Regions from separate parts of the Mus musculus genome. Here region 1 is linked to region 2. The links are chromatin contacts, found by Hi-C or POLR2A ChIA-PET in ENCODE. All regions are on one chromosome and are shown on one strand. Each heading gives the region's core, a stretch centred on a gene start or an enhancer-like site at or near the end of the contact. The rest is flanking DNA. Distances are from core to core; before and after follow the strand shown. Region 1 holds the start of Slbp (stem-loop binding protein). Region 2 holds the start of Ctbp1 (C-terminal binding protein 1).

Region 1 (2,765 bases), core at 203-2,702, 380 kb after region 2:
TCCTCAATCAACATTGCCTGTGTATTCAGAAGTCACTGAGTTAAGTCACTAATTCCCTTCACTGGGCTTGGCAGCCCCATGCTTATCTTATCCTCCCTTCTAGTCAGCCATCTAGCAAACACCATAGCCCATAAAAGAAGGTATGGTCAAAATTTCTGAGATCGCTTTTCTCATCAATCACTACACAAAGGTCCCCAAAGAGAGCACTTCCCTGAAGAGTTCACATCACCAGCTTACTCTTAAGGCACTCCTGGTCTCTCTGAATTACTATTTCACTTGCTAGCCCGCCTCCATCAGGCTACCAAGGGACCTCACTGACTTAAGCACAATGCCTCAGGGAAAAAAATCTAAACACCGTGGCAAAAGCTTATCAAATGGAAGGACCCAACTACAAGTATGAATAATCTAGGACTCAATTTTGGTTTGTATCTCGCTTTCACTCAGGTAATAAAACCTAATTTCTCGCCCCAATACACATACACACACACACACACACACACACACTCACTCTCTCTCTCCCCCCCACCCCCGCCCCGGAAGCAGGGGAGGGTTGGAGGTCGAAACATTTTAACAAGATGTTCATAGTAGTAGTCCTTGACATTACTGACATTATGAGTGAAAAATATAAAGGCTGACCCACTCCGGATAAAACCAGTTTTGCTGCCACCTATCAGTCGCTGGTAAGATGCTTCTAACACTGAGCAAAACTGAAGAGAATCTCCAGAGTAAGCTAATCTACTCCACCAGCTTCGAAAACCCGAGTGCCACGGGATGAGGGTCCCCTTGGCCCGTCTCCAAACCCCCCGAGTGACCAACCCGTTTCCAAGGAGTCGGGACCCACCTTTCAGGTCGGTGGTCCGCAGTCTGGAGCTCGCCTTCCTCGGAGTCCTCGGGCTTCCGGTCCCTTCCGTCCGCTCTGCGCTTCCGTCCGAGACTCCATCTCGCAGGGGACCGCGGGCTGAGGACACAGACTGCGGTCAGTGGGCGGGGCCCCCAAGCACCGATGGTTCAGGGAACCCTTAGCTTACAGACGGCGAGAAGTCGAGGACTCGTAGACCGCATGACCCGCTTACCTCGCACCACCGTCGCGGCGACTCCCATAACCGGGTGGGCTTCTAGGTCTGCAGGCCATGGCGGCAGAAGTCTGAAGGGCAGCTCGGCGGCAAGCACTTCACTCGGCAACAGCACTGACGAGGTCTGAGCTCGCCTTGCCCAACCGCCCTTAAGTGCGCAGCGGCCCCGCCCCTCGGTAACTCCCGCGCGCGCGCGGCGAAGGGCGAAACCATGAGACGCGCACCTGCAGGGGAGTCCCTCTCAGCTCTGCGCGCCCGCCTGACGGACCCGGCTCCAACCCAAGCCTTGGGATTGCGGGCAGTCGCTAAACTACAACGCCTAATGCGGCCGTCCGAAGGGCGGGAGAAATGGAACAGCCCGACTAAGGCGGAAAGGAACTGGCGACCTCCCCCAGCCCCCACGGCCTTCCAGGAGGCTGGCGCTGTAGCAGCTGGGCCTCTGATTGGTTGCCCCTTCGCGGGCCCGAGGGATATTGGCGGGAGATTGGGCAGTGCGCGCCACTGCCTCTCAAAGTCAGGAGGTGTGGCCACGGCGAGGGCCGGCCCACCGAGATGCAGTCCAAGATCCCGACCGGCCCCTCCTACCCACCGCCACAGTAAGGCGGGAGAGCCCGCCTCTAGCTTATACCCATAGCTTTAAAACCGTACAAGCCATCCATTAACAGCCAAATAACTTAGTGGCCTCTTTTTCCCCGCAAGGCCATCTGCCCTGCCTCTGGTGCTTGAGTCTCCAGCACGCAGGCCAGGCCCCTGCAGATCCCACCTGTCCTATGTGGGCAATCATGACCCTTCCCTTAAGAGTGGATCTGGCCCAGAGCAGCGTGAGAGGGTGGGATGGTGGTAACTATGTGGAGCCATCTAAGGGCTTGTCCTTCTGAACGTACCAAGCACTGACACTGGTTTCTTATACGACTTTCTGATCTGTGACTATATTCATCTGACTTTCCCAACATCCTGCAGCCACTATGTAAAATACTGCAAAAGTTTGGTTTTACTACCAGGTTAAACAAAATGAAGTACATCACTTGAAAAGGAACACTTTATTAAATACTGTATCATTTAACTACATTTACATTTATTTGTATAAAATTAACTCTTCTGTGGTTAAAAATAACTTCAAACCACTTGGCCTCTGCTAGGCAGACAGCCCTTGAAACTGGCTGTCTCCTGGTCATACTTCAGGGACAGGCAGAACTGAGTTTGCTCTGGTAGCAAATCCCTGGGGTTAGGTGCAGTGTTGGCTGGATAAGGGGCTAGCTTGGTCTGCTACTACTGCTTTCAACAACTAAATGTAAGTGCTTCAGGACAAGTTGAAGGAGAGGTCATCCCTCTAGCAGCTACACTTTGTGTCAGAGATGGAGAGTAAAGAGCAACCTCTTCCCCACCCATCTGTACCATAGATAAGTGAGTACATCTATGTATATGTGCGTCCATCAGAACCTTAACCACTGAGGTATCCTCTCCTGATCCAAGCACCCCACAGGGGCTTGGCTAACCCTGTGCTACACCCCTGATGGGTTTCTTTCTGGATAGTCCTGTGGCTCTCTGGTCCTTGGCTCCCTAAAACCCTTTCCTAGGGTTAGGAGTATGAGCTTTTGGTCTCCCCTGGACTAGAGAAGCAGGACAAGACAACAAAAGCATTGTGGACCCTCTAAAGCATATGCAACCCTCGTGAGGAACTTGGGAAAGTAC
Region 2 (3,167 bases), core at 484-2,983:
CCCGATGTCCTGCATGCCAATCACACTGGGGTAAGCATCCTGTGTATCCCTGTTTATATTGGACACGTGCTCTGAATCTGGAAGTGACAAAGCAAAACACAGTAAGGGAACATACTACCCGGGGAATAAAACTGCTAGGTATCATCTTGCTGACACCCTGGCTCACTGGGTTCACTTTCCTAAATACTGGACAGCTAAACTCCTTCCCTTTTCCTTCCTACAAGGCAAATTTGTCCTAATCAATCAAAAGCTCAACACGACAAGGGACATAACCCTGGGCCAGGAAAGGTTTGACAGGCAAGGCTGTCCTGCTGATTTCTGGAAGGCAATGGGCTGGGCCTGCCCTCCCTACCCCATGGGAAATTTGGACTATAACCCTGCTGGTTTGGGTGCAGAGCCTCTTCCTACAAAAGTGTGTGTGTGTGTGTGTGTGTGTGTGTGTGTATACACATGAGCCTCCAGGGAGTTCAGCTCTGAAGAGGTGCAGTGTAGGGGAGGAGTACCCACCACCAGTCCAGGATGAAGGCAGGCCTGGAGGGCCTTACCCCGCCACACCCTGAAACAAACTGACAGGATCTGCAAAATGGCCTTGTGTGATAAGAGGTATAGTGGGCCATCACAGGGCGCCTCCCTTTTTCCCTCCTGCCTACAGTTCCTTATTTCCTGCTGGCAGCACACGCTGCGAGGATTCATCCCCTGCCAGCTTTCAGGCTATAAGGAAGAAGGCAGTGCCCTTGTGAGAACAGAGCTGGGGGTCAAGCCGTGTGGTCATTAAAGTGGAAGCGCCAAAGAGAGGGACACTGTAGGGCACTTGGACGGTGGGCAAAAGGCTCCTCCCTAATCCGAAACCTCTCGGCTGCCCCGCCCGAAGGTGGGGTCGTCTTCGCTGCGCGTGCGCCAGGCTACGCGGCCAGGGAACGCAGCCAAGGAAGGACTGCCCTCCACAGGCAGGACCCCTGTGGCTTAAGGACTTTCATAAATGAATAAAAAAAAACGTAAGTGGTCCAAATCCAGGTGCCAAGCTGAGCATCACTAAGTCGACCAGAGGGGTGATAGGCATGTAGGCCACCCATGTTCCCTCAGCGCCACCTCTAGAGACTACCCGCTCCCGGATCTGCCGACCCGAGGCCCATGCGGAATCCGCAGGCTCGTCACTCCGGGAACACCTAGGTCCCGGCTGGGTGTCCACGAGAAGGATCCTCGCGGGACCCCGGGCCAGGAAGACAGGCCCGGCTCGGTCACAGTCTGGGTCGCACCACCACAGGCCCCTTTGTCACCTGCGCGGGTCGCGAGCGGGCATCGGAAAATAGGGACGCGCACGCGCGTGCAGCAGTTCGCGCATGCGCATCACCCGTTGGCCTCCTGGGTTTCTCCCCCCCAACCAGGCGCGCGCGCAGCGAGCGCGCACGCGCACTCGCACACAAAGCCAGCGCCGCGCGCGCCCGGCCGCCCCGCCCCCGCCCCTCCACCCCCCGCCCGCAGCCGGAAATGCGCGCGCGCGGCCTTACCCAGCGGCAGGCCCTTGTTGAGCAAGTGGGAGCTGCCCATTGAAAGGTGCGGGTGGCCGCGGGCCCCGATGAGTCCGGCGCTCTCCGCCGCCGCGAGCCCTGCGCCTGGGGCGGCTTCGGCGCAGTCTGCTACTCCGCCCGGCCGCCTGCGCCCGGCCACCGCCGTGCCGAGCCGCCACCGCGCCGCCAGCCGCGCTCCGACCGACGAGCGGGCGGGGACACGCGGCGCGCGCGCGCGGGCGTGGCCTCGGTTGGTCTGCTGTTTGCAGGCAAGGCGGCGCGCTGGACGTACGCGGGCGGCTCAGGGGCCCAGCTGCCCGCCGGCCCGACGCTCGGCCCCCACCCCCAGCGCCCCTCCCAGGCTGGATTCCCTTCCTGGACACGCCCCCAGCTGTACCCGCCCCCGGCCTCCCCTCCCCTGCGCGTACCCCGGACTGCGCCCCTGCCACTCCTTGGCGCGGTGACCTGGGCCGGAGCCTGAGTGGTGAAGCAGCCCATCCGCGTGGGGCGCTACCAGTCTAGTCGCCGGGGCCTCAAGAGGACAGCGAGAGCGGTTCACTCGGCCCCTTGTGCGCTAGAGCTGGGGCCGCGGACCCAGGACCCAGGAGCTGGACAGCGCCCCAGCCAGGGAAAGTGATCTGTGCGCAGGGACAGATGCCCGCTGGCCACCCCAGAGTAAGCGACTGACTGTTGGTGGGACTGTCAGACAGGCGTAGCGAGGGATACCGCTTAGCTGTTAAAAAAAATAAAAATAAAAAAAAATAAAATAAAATAAAATAATAATAATAATTAATAATAATAATAATAATAACATCACGGGAACAGTCCAAACTGAAGGATGCTGAAGGCCATATGGTTACGAGTTTTGAAAATCAAATCTTTGAGAAAGGTGGGCAGTATCAATGAGGGATGACAAGGGCCTGGGCATCTGTTTACAGAAAAAATGCTTTGAAAATACCTTCCAATTCCATCTATTGGCAGACATGGATGGAGAAAAAGATCTAACAGGTGGAGTCTCAAACCTGCTACAGTATTTCCTAAATAGACTGAGGGCTAGGGGGGAAAGCCAGCAGATGTACACTTTCCCTTAATCCCCACCCCTATCCTGGACTGTCTCTCCTGGTCTGTTCCAGTTTTCTCGAGCTGCAGGTGACTCCCTACAGATCCATCCAAAGGGCTCCTCCCAGTTGTTCCATCCTAACATAGCAACTCCATGGCAGAGTGACACCTCCTATTCCTTCTCAGGCTGCCCAAATTCCCACTTTTTCTTGCACATTGTGACTAGGACCACCACATCACTCCATCCTTGTGAGGGATTATATCAGGGCTTGTATAAAAACCCTTAGGGCTCAAAAGATGGCCTAATAGGCCATCACTTGAAAGAGGCACATTGGACTTGCAAACTTTATATGCCCCAGTACAGGGGAACGCCAGGGCCAAAAAGGGGGAGTGGGTGGGTAGGAGAGTGGGGGGGGTGTGGGTATTGGGGACTTTTGGTATAGCATTGGAAATGTAAATGTGCTAAATACCTAATAAAAAAATGGAAAAAAAAAAAAGAAAAAAAAAACCCTTAGGGCCTCCCAGGAAACCTCGGAAACCTCCCAGGAAGCCTCGGAAACCCAGGCTTCTTGTCACCATCACACTGGCTTGGACTCCTAC

Evidence for each region. Hi-C counts contacts between places; a loop is a spot of excess contacts on that map. ChIA-PET counts read pairs that join two places held with the same protein, here RNA polymerase II (POLR2A).
Region 1: a loop to region 2 is called in a map of left cerebral cortex, with 2.4 times the contacts of the local background. The contact joins the promoter of Slbp here to the promoter of Ctbp1 in region 2. A Hi-C loop is called at or near these places in 1 of 37 maps with a recorded cell type or tissue (left cerebral cortex). POLR2A ChIA-PET finds 5 or more read pairs at or near these places in 3 of 5 experiments (Patski and embryonic stem cell).

The regions. Positions count from the first base shown.
Region 1 is chr5:33,651,122-33,653,886 of GRCm38, forward strand. It overlaps Slbp (stem-loop binding protein), which reads right to left and starts at 1,453. Exons shown (of 8, transcript NM_009193.2): 1 at 1,074-1,453; 2 at 842-958. The coding sequence starts at 1,132. It overlaps Tmem129 (transmembrane protein 129), which reads right to left. Exons shown (of 4, transcript NM_026698.3): 4 at 2,095-2,765.
Region 2 is chr5:33,273,271-33,276,437 of GRCm38, forward strand. It overlaps Ctbp1 (C-terminal binding protein 1), which reads right to left and starts at 1,734. Exons shown (of 10, transcript NM_001198861.1): 1 at 1,509-1,734.